Linked DNA regions of Mus musculus: region 2 is linked to region 1. A link is a loop called in an ENCODE intact Hi-C map of the cell type or tissue named here. Cell type or tissue: heart. All regions are shown on one strand. Links, peaks and the distances in the headings refer to the core of each region. The heading gives the core; the rest is flanking DNA.

What was found. Hi-C counts contacts between places; a loop is a spot of excess contacts. Peaks named below come from ENCODE experiments on the same cell type or tissue, not always from the same donor. Only the 100,000 strongest peaks of a DNase experiment are listed, where the experiment ranks them.
Region 2: it touches region 1 in a loop (13-fold over the local background); 2 of 42 quality-filtered maps call a loop at or near these places.

The regions. Positions count from the first base shown.
Region 1 is chr10:86,135,288-86,143,142 of GRCm38, forward strand. The region is part of intron 6 of Syn3 (synapsin III); the gene reads right to left. Among named protein-coding and RNA genes, the nearest start is that of Gm35636, 23 kb to the right of the region's middle. In heart, for the core only: no CTCF peak of the experiment used is centred there; a DNase peak (open chromatin) is centred at 4,034.
Region 2 is chr10:86,269,304-86,277,158 of GRCm38, forward strand. The region is part of intron 6 of Syn3 (synapsin III); the gene reads right to left. Among named protein-coding and RNA genes, the nearest start is that of Timp3, 27 kb to the right of the region's middle. In heart, for the core only: no CTCF peak of the experiment used is centred there; DNase peaks (open chromatin) are centred at 3,738, 4,318 and 4,668; H3K27ac peaks cover 596 bases.

The DNA.
Region 1 (7,855 bases), core at 965-5,964:
CATTTTGGCTTTGTCATTGTGCAGCTGTGGGCAAAGCATTACATGGATCCATGCCTCTTTTTCTCATCTGCAAAATGGGGGTGATAATACCAATTCACACAATAGGATGGTCATGAAAATGGCAGGAATTCTTTCTAAAAAACTATTTTACTATTTTATGTGCATGGGTACTTTGTCTACATGTATGTATGTGCACCACATATGTGCCCGGAGTACAGAGAGGCCAGAAGAGGGTTCTGGATCCTATGGAACCGTAGTTACAGATGGTTCTGAGCTGCCATGTATATGCTGGGAGTTGAATCCATGTTCTCTAGAAGACTGGCCAGTGCTCCTAACCACTGAGACATCTCCTCAGTCCTATGTCAGGAACTCTAAAATGGTAAGTTCAGAGATCAGCAGCTTCGTTTTTGCTAGCACCCTTCTGCCTGCAATAATACTCTAGGTACCTGGAGAGTCTCATTCCCCACTGCAGGAATTCCTGTCCACTTTGCTACTAGCATCGATCAGTTATACCCCGCAGGCACTGTGTAAAACAGCCTCCTGGCTTCTTTGAAGCATCCCGCTGTTTTCTAGTCCTTACCTGCCTGGTCTTTCAAACATTTCTTATCACAACACAAGGCTGTATAGAGAACCTATGTTTCAGTCTATACTGTCAGCAACATTTTCTCGAGGTGTATGTATGCGTCTCTCCCTTTGACATAAATAAAGAATGCTGAGAGGGAAAATTTGAGAGGAAAGCAGGGTTGACGCCTGAGCTTCGATTTGTTACTCTTATGTTGTTCAAAGGGTGTTCACTTGATTTGTAGGAGTCTATTCTGGTTTGCTGGAGGTCAAAGTTTATCTCGCCCTGATACATAGTAATGATGTCAGTGTCTTCCCTTTGGGTCAGATTGTCTCTGAATAGGAGTCATCACATCCCTTTCTTTAGACTTTACAGATAGTGATCTATTACCCTGTCCTGGGTTGTTCCCAACAATGCACTTGTCCTTATGCATGAGGGGCCCTGAGGAATTCAGTTCTTCCCTCTGAGTGTCTATTACACAATCTTTCCCAATGGCTATAAACACCTAGGAGATTAATGGAGCACACTTCTGAGTGTATTTGCCAGTATATTCCCAGAGCTGACTAGATCTTGAGACTTTGACCTAATGAATAGACCAAGCCCTTGGTGGATTCAAAGCAGGATGGCATAGCTAGGAGGTGGTAAAATGTCGCAGGTGGAGGAAGTGTCCTTGGGGACTGTGTCCTTCCTTGGCCCTTTCCTATCAGAGTGGCCTTCTGTCTCCTCTCCACCATGATGTGAGCTGTTGCAGCATCCCTTCCCCAGGATGGACTGACCCATTTGAAACTGTAAGCCAAAATAAACCCTCTCCCCATCATGTAGCATTATGTCAAGTATTTTGTCAAAAAAAGAAAGAAAGAAAGAAAAAAAAAGCAAGGTATATATCATTTCATTACATTCCTACAATGGTCCCTTGAGGAAATCTTGGAAGATATGTATTTATTACTATATTATTATTATTATTACATGTTACATATAAGAAAATTCACCAGCTGAGAACTTAAGTTGGATTCTGTAAACTTTAAGCTCAGTTTGAACATTTCCCCCTTAATTCAGGCTAAATATTGCCATACTCCTGAACCCTAAGGTGAAGTAATTTATCTTTTAAATAAAAAGTAGTATTTGATTTTGATACCAAAAGCAATATGCACTCACTGTAAATGTTTGGAAACTTTAATAAACTGTTAAGTATAAAAAAGGGCAATAACAGTCATCCCAGACTTATCATCTGCTAGAATGAGAGAGAGAAAAGGCCTTATAGTTGTTATGTTATTTGTTTGGTTTTTATGGAGTTGAGAGCACAGTGCATATCCAATTTTGTTCCCCACTCTTTCCACCTAATATTAAGTGACAAGAGTGTTCCTGGTGGTTATTGTGGGCTTCACATCTGAAAGCGACTTCAAGAGCAGCAAAGGGCATTGAGTTGATGAAACAAAACCCTGCCCAAGCACTTGAAAGCCATGATGTAATTCTTTCCTTGAACCCGTTTCCTCCCTCCTCAGAGGGAGCCAGTGTGTGGATTCAGTGTTTATTCTTCCCCGGCATTTGTTCCTAATGTTACTATTATATAATTCCTAACAATCACTGTACATCTTTAAGCTTTAGTTTTGGTGCTTTAAGAACATATTCTTTTACACTTTCACACACACACACACACACACACACACACACACGCACACACGCATGCGCACATGCGTACTTTGACTCTGAAGCTCCTACTTTTTCATCCTCTTCCCCTCCCATCAAACACCTTCTTCCACTCAAGTCCTTTCCCTGCTTTCATGTCTATTTATTTGTTTGTGACACACTGCTTTAAACGAGAGTCGCCTGTGAGAGCATAGGAGGGGAAGCCATTTATGTGAACAAGGCTCACCAGTGAGGAATATGACTCTCCCACCCCCAACCTTTAACTGCCTGCAGCTCCTCAGGGAGGGGTGGGGCCTCTCCCCCATTCATGTTGGCATGCTGATTGGCCCAGCCTTGTGAGGTCATGGGGGTGCGACAGTTACAGCTTTATCACGCCTCCCCTCCCCAGCTCTCACATTCTTCCCACCACCCTTTCTGCAATGTTCCCTGAGCCCTAGAGTGGGTGACATCCTTGCCACATTTAGGACTGAGCACTCCACTCTTTTTCTGAGCATTCGATCAACTGTGAGTCCCTGTGTTGGCTGTCACCCAATGTAGGCAGATGCTTTTCTGACCAAGGCTGGGAGCTCTATGGGTATAAATGTAAATATTTAGAAGGAACTTTGACATCATGTTCATATAGCAAAAGGATTGTATTATCCACTTGCCTAGGGCCTATGACTTCTCCAGCCTTGGGGGATCTGCATTTTATCATTTTATCGGTTTGAGTAGTGTGAGGTACCCACGGAGTGCATTTTCATTAGGGATCTTTTGTTGCCTGGCACAATCATCACATGAAGCCATCACTGCAAACTGCAGACAAACTCAGCAGTTGAAAGATTGGAGGCTTTGCTTCCATCTCATTTAAAGGTAGAACTGGAGGGGAGATAGATGGGTGTTCTCTTGCCTCTGCCCTGCCCATACTGGTCCTAAGCTGCCTTTGCCATACACGTTTCTGACATCTGTTGACCCTTCCATACCTTCTCCAGCCCAGGTGACCCCTCTCGCCTGCCTGGTGTGCTTCTGCCCTTTGCACAGCACATGTGCCTGTTTACACACTTGTTGCATGTGGATAGTTGATGCTGACATTTACTTTTTCCTAAACAGCTCTTATCGCCTGCTTTTGCAATGCTGTGGAGGGAACCCAGGGGCTGATGGGCCATCAAGCTACACCTTAGCCTATGCTTAGCTCTACATACTAGACTATGCCCAGTCCTTCCATGACACAGTCCTAACCCAGTCACTGCAAAAAACTGCACCCATGTTCCACGCAATTCTGCAATACTCTAGCTACTTTCCTGCTAATGAACAAATATGTGTGTAGTTATTTCTCTCCATCTCCTTCTCCCCCACCTTCCCTGTTACTGCAAACAAATTTCCATACAACACTCCTGTGTAAATGTCCTTTGAGTATTTTATCTCTAAGAGGCTAGGCTTGGAGCTTTCCGGTGAAATATAGGCAGACTTTGGAGATACTGGATAGGTTTCTATGGTCAGTTGTTTTATCTCCAGAAATCAAAGTGGGTGCCATGAATCTGCGTGTGAAGAGTCCACCCATGACATCACCCTTCCCTCCCAGACTAAGACTGATGGTTTTCCAAGAGTCATGTCAGAGCCAGGAATAGGAAGGACCAGGGACCTCTTGTGCAATGTACCTTAGCGTCATTTCCTTCCTGGGCTTTATAGATAAGAACACAGAACAAGCCATTCACTTGAGCTCAGACAGGTTAGAGCAGCAGCACGGCCCCGTGGCTACCCATCGCTTCTGCCCTGTTCCCCTCTTCCATGCTGTGTCTATGGACCCCAAGGGCCGTTCCTATTTCCACCCCTTTGCCACAGCCCAGCCCCTCCCCAAACACAGACAGGTCACAGAGGACAGAAAACATCTTGTTGGCTGGGCTATTTTTTCTCTTCCCTTTGCAACAATAGCTTTATTTAGTTTCCTTGGGGATGGTTTCTCAGGGACCCTTTTCCCGGTCCCATGGCCCCAGACACTCCAGAGTTCAGCACTGCCCCATGGCAAGAGGCCTGACATCCTGTTGGAGGGGGCAGATCCATCTTTGAAAACAGATTCCCCACCCTGATAAGGCCTTATTCAAAAGCACCCAAAGAAGCTAAAATAAGTGGGGCGGCCCTGTGTTCTTGCAGGGTGTTCCCTTGGGAAGATCAGAGTCCGGCAGTCTGAGCCAAGGTTCAACCAACCCCATCCTAAAGCTGAAGCTGGAACTGAAATTACACAGCGGGCACTTGGGGCAGCTTCCTACCCAAGGCGTGCCACCTATAGCTTGGTAATACAGATTTAAGCATGTGGAGAATTAGATTCTGACTGAACCATTGCTATAGTCTGAGTGTGTCTCCAAGGGTTCATGGAGGAAGCCAAGACTCTGGCTTTGTGCTGAGGATACAGGACATTTAAGAGGTAGGGTCTAGTTCGAGTTGCTTAGGTCATTGGAGGGCATTTTAGTAAGTTTTAGTGGGGTATGGTGAGCTCTGCAAGAGTGGGTTGGTGTAAGAGCTCAAATCAGGGGCCTTCCCCACTGCTTTGGCTCCCCACTTCCCCAAATGAATGTATGATTATTCATTGTGCCGGTTAATTTTTGTCAATTTGATACAAACTAGAGTCATCTGGGAAAAGGGGGCCACAACCGAGGAACTGCATGCATCAGATTGGCCTGTAAGTGTGCCCGCCGGGTGGGGGGTATTTTAACTTTTTAAAAGAGAATTTATTCTCATTATTTGAAATTACAGCTAGGTATGCGTGTCGGCATTTGGAGGCCAGAGGTGTCCAAATTCCCGGATCTGAAATTACAGAGGGTTGGGATCTACAGGAGATGGGAGCTCGAGCCTCTGGAAGTGCTCTTGACCACTGAACCAGTTCTCTATTTCTGTGGAGGGCATTTTCTTTTTCTGTCCGAAGGATCTCTCTAGGTAGCTTTGGCTATCCTGGAACTCAGAATGTAGACAATACTGGTCTCTAATTCACAGAGATGCTCCTGCCTCTGACTTCCAAGGCAAATACCACTCCAGGGTGAACAGTTTTAGGCTGTGTAAGAAAGCAAGATAAGTAGGTTACAAAGAGCTAGGTAATAAACAACGTTCCTCCATGGCCTTTGCTTCAGTCCCTGCCTCTAAGTTCCTGCCTCAGCTTTCCTCAGTGATGGAGTGTAACCAGTAAGTCAAATAAATCCTTACTGTCCCCTTCCAAGTGGGCTTTGGTCAGTGTTTTATCACAGCAACCAAAAGCAAACTAGGAGAACCTCTCACTCTTTGTATTTGTGTGTGTGTATATATTTCTTTATAGCCCATTTCTCTACTTCTCTATCGGTGTTCTGAGGATGAAGACCTCTGTTTTGCTTGCCACCATAATGGTAACACACAAGGCCTGGTACATAATGGATGGAGGATCCTCTGAATCTAGAATTACAGGTGGTTATGATCCTGCTGAATATGGATGCTGAGACCCAAACGACTCTAGTCATCTGGAAGAACAGCAAGTGTTCTTAGTCACTAAGCCATTTCTCCAGTTATAGCTTCTATTTTTAAATTCTCATTTTAAATACAAAGAAATGGGGTAAAGAGAGGTGGAAGATTGCTCTAAAGATTACCTAGGAGCTGGGCGTGGTGGCGCACGCCTTTAATTCCAGCACTCGGGAGGCAGAGGCAGGTGGATTTCTGAGTTCGAGACCAGCCTGGTCGACAGATTGAGTTCCAGGACAGCCAGGGTTATACAGAGAAACCCTGTCTTAAAAAAACAAAAAACAAAACAAACGAACCAAAAGATTACCCAGGGAGAAAATGAAGCAGCCTGGATCTACCAGAGCCCCTCACCCTAGCCACCTTGTGGTAGTGACACCCCTGGATCCTCATGCTGTCTGCTACCAAGCACTTTCTTCGGTGGGTGGATGAAAGCCTGCAGACTATGAGGGTTAATCTAGTGTGCATAGAACCTGAGCAGTGTGGGGTAAGATGGTGGAAACAGGAACTCTGGAGCCAGGAGGCGTCTGGTTTCTACTTTTAGAGCTATAGTCTATTGGTTGAGTCACAACCAGATCTGTGACTCAGTTTCCCCACTCTCCAGTAGGAAACTCATTAACATCAAGCTCCCTAAGAAGCAATGGGTTTATGTCTGTTGCTGATTGTGTTTGAGATCAGAGGGTTGTCCTATAATAGGACTGTATAGAGGACTGAGGAGTTCTGGCTAAGAAGCTCTGCAGATACCTTCATTTCAACCTTAAAGCTATTACAAAGAATATTCTCCACGTGTATTCCAACCTCACTCATGTGTCCCACCATGCACCTGGGTGCCTAAGATAGAAATGGCACCTGCCCTGCCTTCCTTAATTCTTATCCTATCCCAGGTCAAGGGCTGGTACTTGGGAAGGTGTAGCTAGGTGGTATTTGCTGGGTGGCCTATGGGCTCTCTGCTCTGATATTCCACCTCTATTTTGCCCCCCCCCCCATTGCGGCTTCTAGTGTGTCTTGGAAAAATACTGGTAACAAATTTAGAATAATTAAACTGAACATGCCGTACCAACAAGCAAGCATTCCTTTTTTTCTTACATTTCCTGTTTCCCTGAGAAGTGCAATAGTCAGAAATGAACAACCCCACAGGCTGGCCCCACCAACAAGCTTTCCTTGTTCTTGCCTGCATGAGCTTAGGGTTGTTGCAGGCTCAGGCTGCCAGCTTATATCCTTACTCACTGGGGGACTCTCCAGGTGACACTTGCATGCAGAGGACATTCTCAGGAGAAGAGTTGGTCTGGAGCAGGGACCAAAGATGCCTGAAAGGTAGAGTATAGGAGCCCACCCTCAGGCTCCTGAAGAGAAAATTCCTCGGGATCCCAAAATTCCTGGGCTACCCACTGTTCTTTTACTCTCCTTTTCCCCCTCCCCTCCTTCCTTCCTGACTCCTTTCTTCTCTCCTCCCCGCTCCTTCACTCACCTTTCTGTTCTTTCCTTTTACTTTTCTTCAAGATTGTTTTTCCTTTACACAGGGTCTACCTACACCACCCAAGTGCCCTATCTTCCCACAGGAGCCTCCTTGGGTAGGTTTATTAGCCTCTGTGGTGGTTTGAATGAAAATGGCCCCCATAGACCCATGAGGATAGCATTATTAGTAAGTGTGGCCTTGTTGGATTGGTGTGGTCTTGTAGAAGGAATTGGTTCATTGAGGTTTCAGAAGCTCAAGCCAGGCACAGCCAGTCTCAGTCTCTCCCACTCCCTCTCCCCCTCCCCTCCCCTCCCCTCCCCTCCTCTCCTCTCCTCTCCTCTCCTCTCCTCTCCTCTCCTCTCCTCTCCTCTCCTCTCCTCTCCTCTCCTCTCCTCTCCTCTCCTCTCCTCTTCTCTTTTCTTCTCTTCCTCTCTCTCCCTCTCCCTCTCCCTCCCTCCCTCCCTCCCTCCCTCCCTCCCTCCCCCCCCCCTCTCTCTCTCTCTCTCTCTCTGCTGATCCAGATATAGAAATCTTTGACACCTCTTTAGCATCATGTCTGCCTGTGTACCAACATGATTCTGCCATAAAAAAGAATGGACTAACCCTCTGAATATAAACCAGCCCCAATCAAAAGCTTTATTTTATAAGAGTTGCTGTGGTCATGGTGTTTCATCACAGCAGTAGTAACCCTAACTATGACAGCCTCCCATATCCCAGGGGCTTTGTCTGTAAAGGGA
Region 2 (7,855 bases), core at 1,596-6,595, 130 kb after region 1:
CCAAGAGAGAAACAAGAAAACAGGGCTCAGACATGATCAGCAACTTAACTTTCCCTAGATCTTCGAGTGACTATGAAGTCGAGCCTTCATGATGGCATGTCCTACCATGGAAGGACAGATTGCTAGAAAGTCCATTCAGGCCACCCTATGGTACTCCTGGCATGTCCACACCAGCTTCTGAGGTTCATCACTTCTTACTGAGGTTCATCAGGTTTTAGAAATGAGCCTCATCACCCAGTGAGAGGAGAGGTGTTAAAACAAATGGGGAGAGAGGATAGGAAATGTGTCAGAATGGCTCTAATGTCCTAGATCTTAATAATCCTAAGTTTGGAACTGAGGTGATGGATGAATGTTGTGCTACAGAAGATCTTGAGTGGGCTCCATTCAGGGGAAGACATTGATGTGATGACCCAGGAGACCTCAAAACTGGCCAAGTAGTTGAGACAAGGGTCAGAGATACCTGGCATAATGGATATTGAAGGCCCACCAAATGCTCCTCTGAATGTCCTGTTTTATCTCTCAGCCCTTTTGACCTAGCAGGGATGCCCTCAAGGTATATGGGGTCCAGGAGCTCACCCATGCAAGGGCAGCATCTAAAAATCAGGAGGTGGAGTGTTGGGGTCTATTCAATTCAACAGCCGGTGAAATACTCCATGGAGCAATGTGGCTATGACTGTAGCCTTCACTCTTCCTCTAAGCTTCCATGAGTCCCAGTTCTGGTCTCTGCAGCTGCCCCAACTTCATTTGCCAAATCTTCAAAGCTGGGGGCTTGGACTTGGGGATCAGATGAGCTCTCTGTCCTGTTCTTTGCATGAAGGGGAAGAGTCAAGGGAAAACTGGCACAGGGGAGAGAAACAAGAGGTAGCCCCACGGAAACTACATGCTGGAGTTACAAGAAGGAGTGGGTGAGCCCCAGAGGAAACCAAGCAAATTCACAAGACCTCAGGCACATGGGCAGGTCATTTTACTTGAGAGGAAGGAGGAGGAGGAGGAAGAGGACATTGAGGTCAGTCTCCTCAGAAACTGTGGAACATGGACAGCTTGTTCCTCATCCCCTCTCTAAGGAAAGGAGTGTGTGTGCCTCTGGAATAAAGGACAGTCCCAGAGAGACTGTCGACAACTCCTCGGTGATGACAGATGCTTTGTGTCAGAGGAGGAGGTAACACAATTCCTTTTGAGGAAGATTCCCTTCCTCCGCTTATTTATTTACTTTTGCTGAATGATTCAGTGATTCAACCTCAAAACCAGTCTCCAGAGGAAGGCAGGAAGAGCCCAGCCCTCAAACACCAGTGTCCCTGTGAGGTTTTGCTCTGTGGAACTTTCCTTAAAAATAACCACATCAGGAGACTGTCAGGGCAGAGGAACTCTCAAACCATCCTGTGGGGCTCATGAAGGACTCAGCAGCCTGGAATGGGGATCCTTCGGGAGTCTGGCCAGAGTGTGTTTTCTCCACAGAGACAGTATGGATTGTGAGGGGAGGGGTCTGGACATCAGATTTGCAATCTCAGATACCAGAGGGTATCATATCCCAAAAGAAAGAATAGACAGGGAGTCTGAACTGGGAAAGGGGGTGTGTCTCAAGTGAGTGCTACCATGATTACCCAAGAGGCCTAGGAATTGGAACCTTTTTTGCTTTGCCCATGTTATGTTTCTTTAGGCTGTACAATACGCCAATTCTCAACACAACGGTATTGGCTCCTTTATTTCTGTGTGAACAGCAACCATTCAGAAATAAATCTCTTTGTTATAATGCATCGAGCTTAGAAATGGGCCAAGAAGACAAAAGGTTGGAATGAATGCAATGTCAGATTGAAAATTACTTTAGCAGACCTGGCTGGATGCTATGTCCAATTGGATGCGTTAAGCTTTATAGATCTTGAATGGGTCGCTCTTCTAAGGACATGAAGACTCCTGGTAAGGAAAGCCTAATGGCTGTACCCATGAAGAGAGGAGCAAAGGAAAAATGAACAGGACAAGGCTGGGTGCAGCTTGGCACCATAGTCACAAGGACTGAGGAGCATGTTTTGGTCTTCCACCTCTTGGTTAGATGATCTAGGCTATGTCAACTCTTGTGTCTCTGAGCCTCATTATGCTTGTATGAAAGGCGAAGAAAATGCTACTCACCTCCAGAGCCTGTTGAGAAAAAGAGTAGTAGTTGGTAAACCAGAAGGCCTAGTCAAACTGAGATATTCTACTTCTGGACACGTAGGAGCAATGGCACTAACCTCATAGTTACTCTTATGCTGTTGTGGCTACAGTGGCAGTAGAAAGCATCAGCACTCTTCTCAGAACTTTGAATGTGTAAGCTATACAAACACAATCTTATTGTAAAAGGCAAAAACATGTTTAGTAAATCCATAAAGTAATTATTATTTTTTGTATTTGTATATACCATGTGTACTAGCTAGTTTTGTGTCAACTTGACACATCTGGAGTTATCACAGAGAAAGGAGCTTCAGTTGAGGAAATGCCTCCATGAGATCCAACTGTAAGGCATTTTCTCAATTAGTGATCAAGGGGGATAGGCCCCTTGTGGGTGGGACCATCTCTGGGCTGGTAGTCTTGGTTCTATAAGAGAGCAGGCTGAGCAAGCCAGGGGAAGCAAGCCAGTAAGAAACTCCATGGCCTCTGCATCAGCTCCTGCTTCCTGACCTGCTTGAGTTCCAGTCCTGACTTCCTTGGTGATGAACAGCAACATGGAAGTGTAAGCCCAATAAACCCTTTCCTCCCCAACTTGCTTCTTGGTCATAATGTTTGTGCAGGAATAGAAACCCTGACTAAGACACCATGGGAATTCATTTAACCTTCACAAGAGAACATCTTAACTGGAATATTGCCTCCAGCAGATTGGCTTTTTGGCATGTCTGTGGGGCATTTTCTTGATTGCTAATTGATGTGGGAGGACCCTGCCCACCACGGGTGGTGTCATCCCTTCCTAGGCAGGTAAGCCTGATCTGTATGAAAAAGGCTGAATGTGAACCAGGAAGTAAGAACCAGCAAACATCATTTCTTCCTTGGTTTCTGCTCCAGACCATGAGTCCCTGCTCTGACTTCCTTCCACGCACAGACAAATAAGTTGTTTCTTTTCTTCCTTTAAGTTGTTTATGTTATGATGACTTTCACAGTAACAAAAAGCAAACGAGGGCATTCCCATTTACTGACTTGGAAACTGAGGCAGAGCCAGGCTTCAAATCCAGATAGTCTGTCTACATGACTCGTATGTATGTAGCATTGGGGACTCAGAGTACTCCAGAGATTATTGGCAGTGATCTGAACTGTAATAGATCCACAGGAAGCCAATGGGAAGTTTTAGGGTCTTTACTACCTTGGGTAAAGAAAGTTCAGATCTAAAAATGAGGACAAGAAAGTTGACATAGATGATCAATGAATAGAGAGAAATAGCAGGCGATGAATAAGCATCTTTGGAAGTAGGACAAAGCATGGAGACAGAGGAACAGTACTGATGTCCATACAGGGGTCTGGGTGCCTCTAAAACTGGAGGGAGAAGCTGCAGTTGCTAATCAGCTTTCCTGAAGAACTAGCAGAGAGGGGGATCCAGCATGGAACAGGAATTCTGCTTCTCTGTAACAGGTCCTCTGACGAGAACTGGACACGTACAGTTAATAGCTCTTGGACATCCCTCTTATTTCTTCCTTTGCAAAGAAGCAAAGAAATCTCTGAGGAAACCAGCTTGGGTGGGGTCAGAGGGCAGCTCCCAATAGCCAAATGCTACAGGTTTCTTAAGAACTGGATAGGAAAATGGCAAAAGGTAGCCTAGTGGCCTAAAATAAATCTGGCTCTAAGTCAAGAGGATGAGCTTGCATCCGGGCTTAGGGTCTAAATTGATATCCACTGAAATACTCCCAAGAGGGACAGTCACCATACAGCTCTACATCCTGGTGTTGCTACTATGGAATTGCTGTCTTCATCTGTAAAACTCAGAGATCCATGAGGATCTGAATAGAGATGCTCAGGTGCTGTGCAAATGGTGGGGTCAGAAAGCAATGGGAGACATTTTCCTGTGTGCCTTAGCCTTACTTTTTCACCTCTCCTTCCTCATAGTCTTTCCCCTTTCTTGAAAATCTCAGGAAGATCTTGAGCTCACATCTAATGCTGTAAACACCATGCCCTTACTCGGTAAGCAGGAAGTTGGTCTCCACCCCGACCCTCTTTTGTCCTTCCTTCAGGGACCCCGCTCCCCCTGCTATTTAGTTTCCTGCTTCCTGGTAACTTGTCCTGAATTAGTTATTTTATTCTGTGCTTAAGAAGTCACATGAGCTAGGGTGTGAGTGTGCGTTGTGAGTGCATGAGGGCTGTGTGAGCCAGAGGGCAGGAATAAACACATGGAGCCAAGGGGAAAGGCAGGGGTAAGGGTCACTCAGAACAAGCCAGTCCCAAGAAATTAAAATTAGCCCTGGGAACGAGAATGTTGGGGTCTCCAAGGAACAGCAGCTGTGAAAAGAAAGACGAGGAGGGAAAATACACCCTGCACCACAGCCGCTGCAAACCTCGCTGGCCCACCACATCTGCCCTGGGGTCTCCCCCAGCTTTGGTCCCCCGCCCCCACCAGGCTATCTCTGGCCAAGTCTGTGAGGTCGAGCAGTGAGAATTTCCTTCACATGCTGTCATTTTCCTCTCTGGTAACCGCAGAACAATGTGGCCTAGGATTCCTGATAGGACAAAGTTTAATTGGAAACAGGAAAGCCGAGGACAAGTTTGGGTCTGGGATGGCGATGATAATGAGAAAATGACAGGCCAGTCCAGGGAAGAGGGTGACAGAGGAGGATGGTCACATGGTGAGGACGGTGCACGCACGCGCTGGAAGCTCTCTTGGGAGAGTTGAACACGTGAGGGGAGACTCGGGCCTGACTCTCAAGGGAAGCTTCCTGGATAAGCAGGAGGATAGGGGAGCTTGGGAGGCTATGTAGCAGAATCTGGATGGGCATTGTGGGAGCTTACGCTTTCACGGGGCTGAATTCCTGTCTCAGATGGGGAGCAGAGCCTGGGCGATAATAGAGGTGCCAAAGCGAGACTGGGAAGCCATGGAGAGCAATCCCTTCCTCAAGACTCTGGTCCTAGACACCTAAGAGTCTACAAGTATTAGGCTTCCTCCCGCAGCTCCCCACTGAGATGGGGCAGCTCAATTTTTAGGGAGTTTTGGTGAAAATGAGGTTGTTATACCTCTAGGATATGAAGATGGGGAGCGATTTTCACAGTCGTAGTTCTGTCAACCATTTGGGGTATGAGTGGGATACGGACACTCTGGAAAGACGGGAAGGAGAGGTATGATGTGGGAGAGGCCGTAGTCTCTCAGAGGGCAAGGGTCTGTGTGTACTTCTCGTGGCCACAGCACTAGTCTCTCAGCTTGTCTTCCTGCGCTACTAACTGCCACCCACAGTGGAAACTTCCAGAAAAGAAACATGGGAGGTTTTATGGTGTTTTCTTCATTGTTATCGCAAAATACCCAAGAAAAACAACTTAGAAGGGAAAAATATTCATTTTCTTTCCCTATTTCAATGGGTTCAGTACATCACAATAGACAGCCTGACAGAACAGAGCATCTCACATCAGGTGGCCAGGAAGTAAGAGTGTCCGAACCAAAGGGGGCTCCTTCTTGTTCCTCTACTCAAGCCCACAGCCAATGGGATGGTGCGGACTAATCCTCTCTGGAAAGGCCCTCCTAAGTACAGCTAGAGGTGGGCTTCACCAATCTCCTAGGTAACTCTCAATAAGTTCATTGATAATCATGAATAATCATCTTAGTTGTGTTTACCAAGATGTCCATAGCACTCAAACTTGTACCTGGTACATGGCAGGCACTCCACAATGGCCTGCTGAGTAAGTCTGATGGTGTTCCCAGCGTTCCTGTGATGAGGAAACTAGTGCTTGGTAAAGTAGATTCAGATTCCCAATGTAAAGGAAAAGCCAAAATTCTGATATCTATTTTCTTCTTGGAAATTCACACCCATGACTGTCTGTAGGCAAGGATATCTCATAAAGTTCCCAAAGGTGCAGAATTCCTGTGCTGAGTTAGTCTGAGATTCAAATGATAGGCTTAGTTGTCTCTCTAGCTGAAAATCAAAGACACATGCACACAGAGAGACAGAAACAAATCAGCGATACAGAGAGAAACAGTCACAGGCATACACACACACACACACACTCAGAGAGAGAAAGAGAGAGAGACTGAGAGAGAAACAGAGAGAGACAGCGATGGAGAAGCACACACAGAGACAGAGACAGAAAACAAAGCATCGCTTTGTATCCAGTTTCCCAGGTTTATTCCAGTTGTGTGGCAGTGGATTGCAGGGAAAGAATCGCAGGCGATTGTGTATGTTCTTGATATACTGTTGGTTTGCAAAATTAAATAGATTAATTCTAAAACACATGCATTATAGATGGACACAGTTGCACATGTATAATTCAAGCATTCGAGAAGAAAGTGTGGGAGGATTGCCGTATTTGAGGCCAAGCTGGTCTAAATAGCAAGTTCTAGAGGCAGCCAGGGCTGCATAGTGAGACCTTGTCTAAAAACAACCCCAAGCCAAAGCAAGTAACCAAACAGACAAGCAAAAATACAACATGTATTTTATGAACTCAGTTCCAATTGACACTTGGATATGTCAGGCCATTTTGTTTGTCTCTCCCTTTTCACTCCCTTCTTCGTTTTGTCCTTGTGACTATTCCTATAGCTCCTCTTTCTTGCCAAGTCAAAATTAGTCAAAGGCAATATGTGTGTGTGTGTGTGTGTGTATGCACATATACAAATGCTAATGACCATGTCATATTACTCTCCTGTAGTCATTCCTAACACCTATGCAAAGCCAATCTTCTCTTTCCCCTACAAACATCAACTCCCTTTCATTATATGTTGTCCATCAAGTGCAAAAGCCACCTAAATATATCACACCTGCACTAGAAGGAACCGTGGCTAGAGAAAAACATGCAGGACTCAGGACTATGCCACCATCACAGTGTACTTGCTTGGCTTCCTCCTCCTCCCAATCTTCTAGGCATGACGATACTTTTCTTCTCCTGCTCCTGGCTCATCCTCTTCTCCATTCTCAGAGGTAAGACTTGGTTCCACTTCATTTCGATGAAGCAGTCAGAGCAGTCAGATGAAGACTTGCAGAGCCCCCACCTCCGCATCCACCCACGGGCAGTATCCCGGCCACACGCACTCATTCATTTGTTGAGGCTACGTTCCTACTATGGAGACCCCTAACTTATGCACCTGTTTCATGGATTCTAGGACATCAATCCCTGGACCGTATCCACTTTCTTCTAGCACAACCACCGTCATTTCTCTACCATAACCACTACCATCGCAAACCACTACCTCCATCATCCAAACACATCCAACTTGAAAATGAAAAGCTTTTCATGACTCAACAGTCCTCATCTGTTTTGTTTTTATTTTTATTTTGTTTTTGTATTTTATAAAAGGGAAATGTGCCTATCTGACTATGTGAACTCTGTCCGTCCCCCCCCCCCCGTCTGTTTCTCCATCTCTCCATTTGTTTTCACCATCAATGTCTCCACGTTATGAGTTCGGACCACCAACTTTTAACTCTTACTTAATTTAAGCAAGCCATTGCATTTGACGACCAGTCACTCCACACTGAAACTCTCTCTCCCCTCGCCAGCCATCTCACCTCTGCCACCACTGCAAATCTTTAAATGCAACCTTTCATTCAACCCTGGAGCACTAGGCTCCCAGCTCTTTCCCCACTACATTTCTCCTGTGGCATTCTCATTGGATCTTGTGACTTTAGACACGCACACCTTTAATCCCAGCACTTGGGAGGCAGAGACAGGCGAATTTCTGAGTTCGAGGCCAGCCTGGTCTACAGAG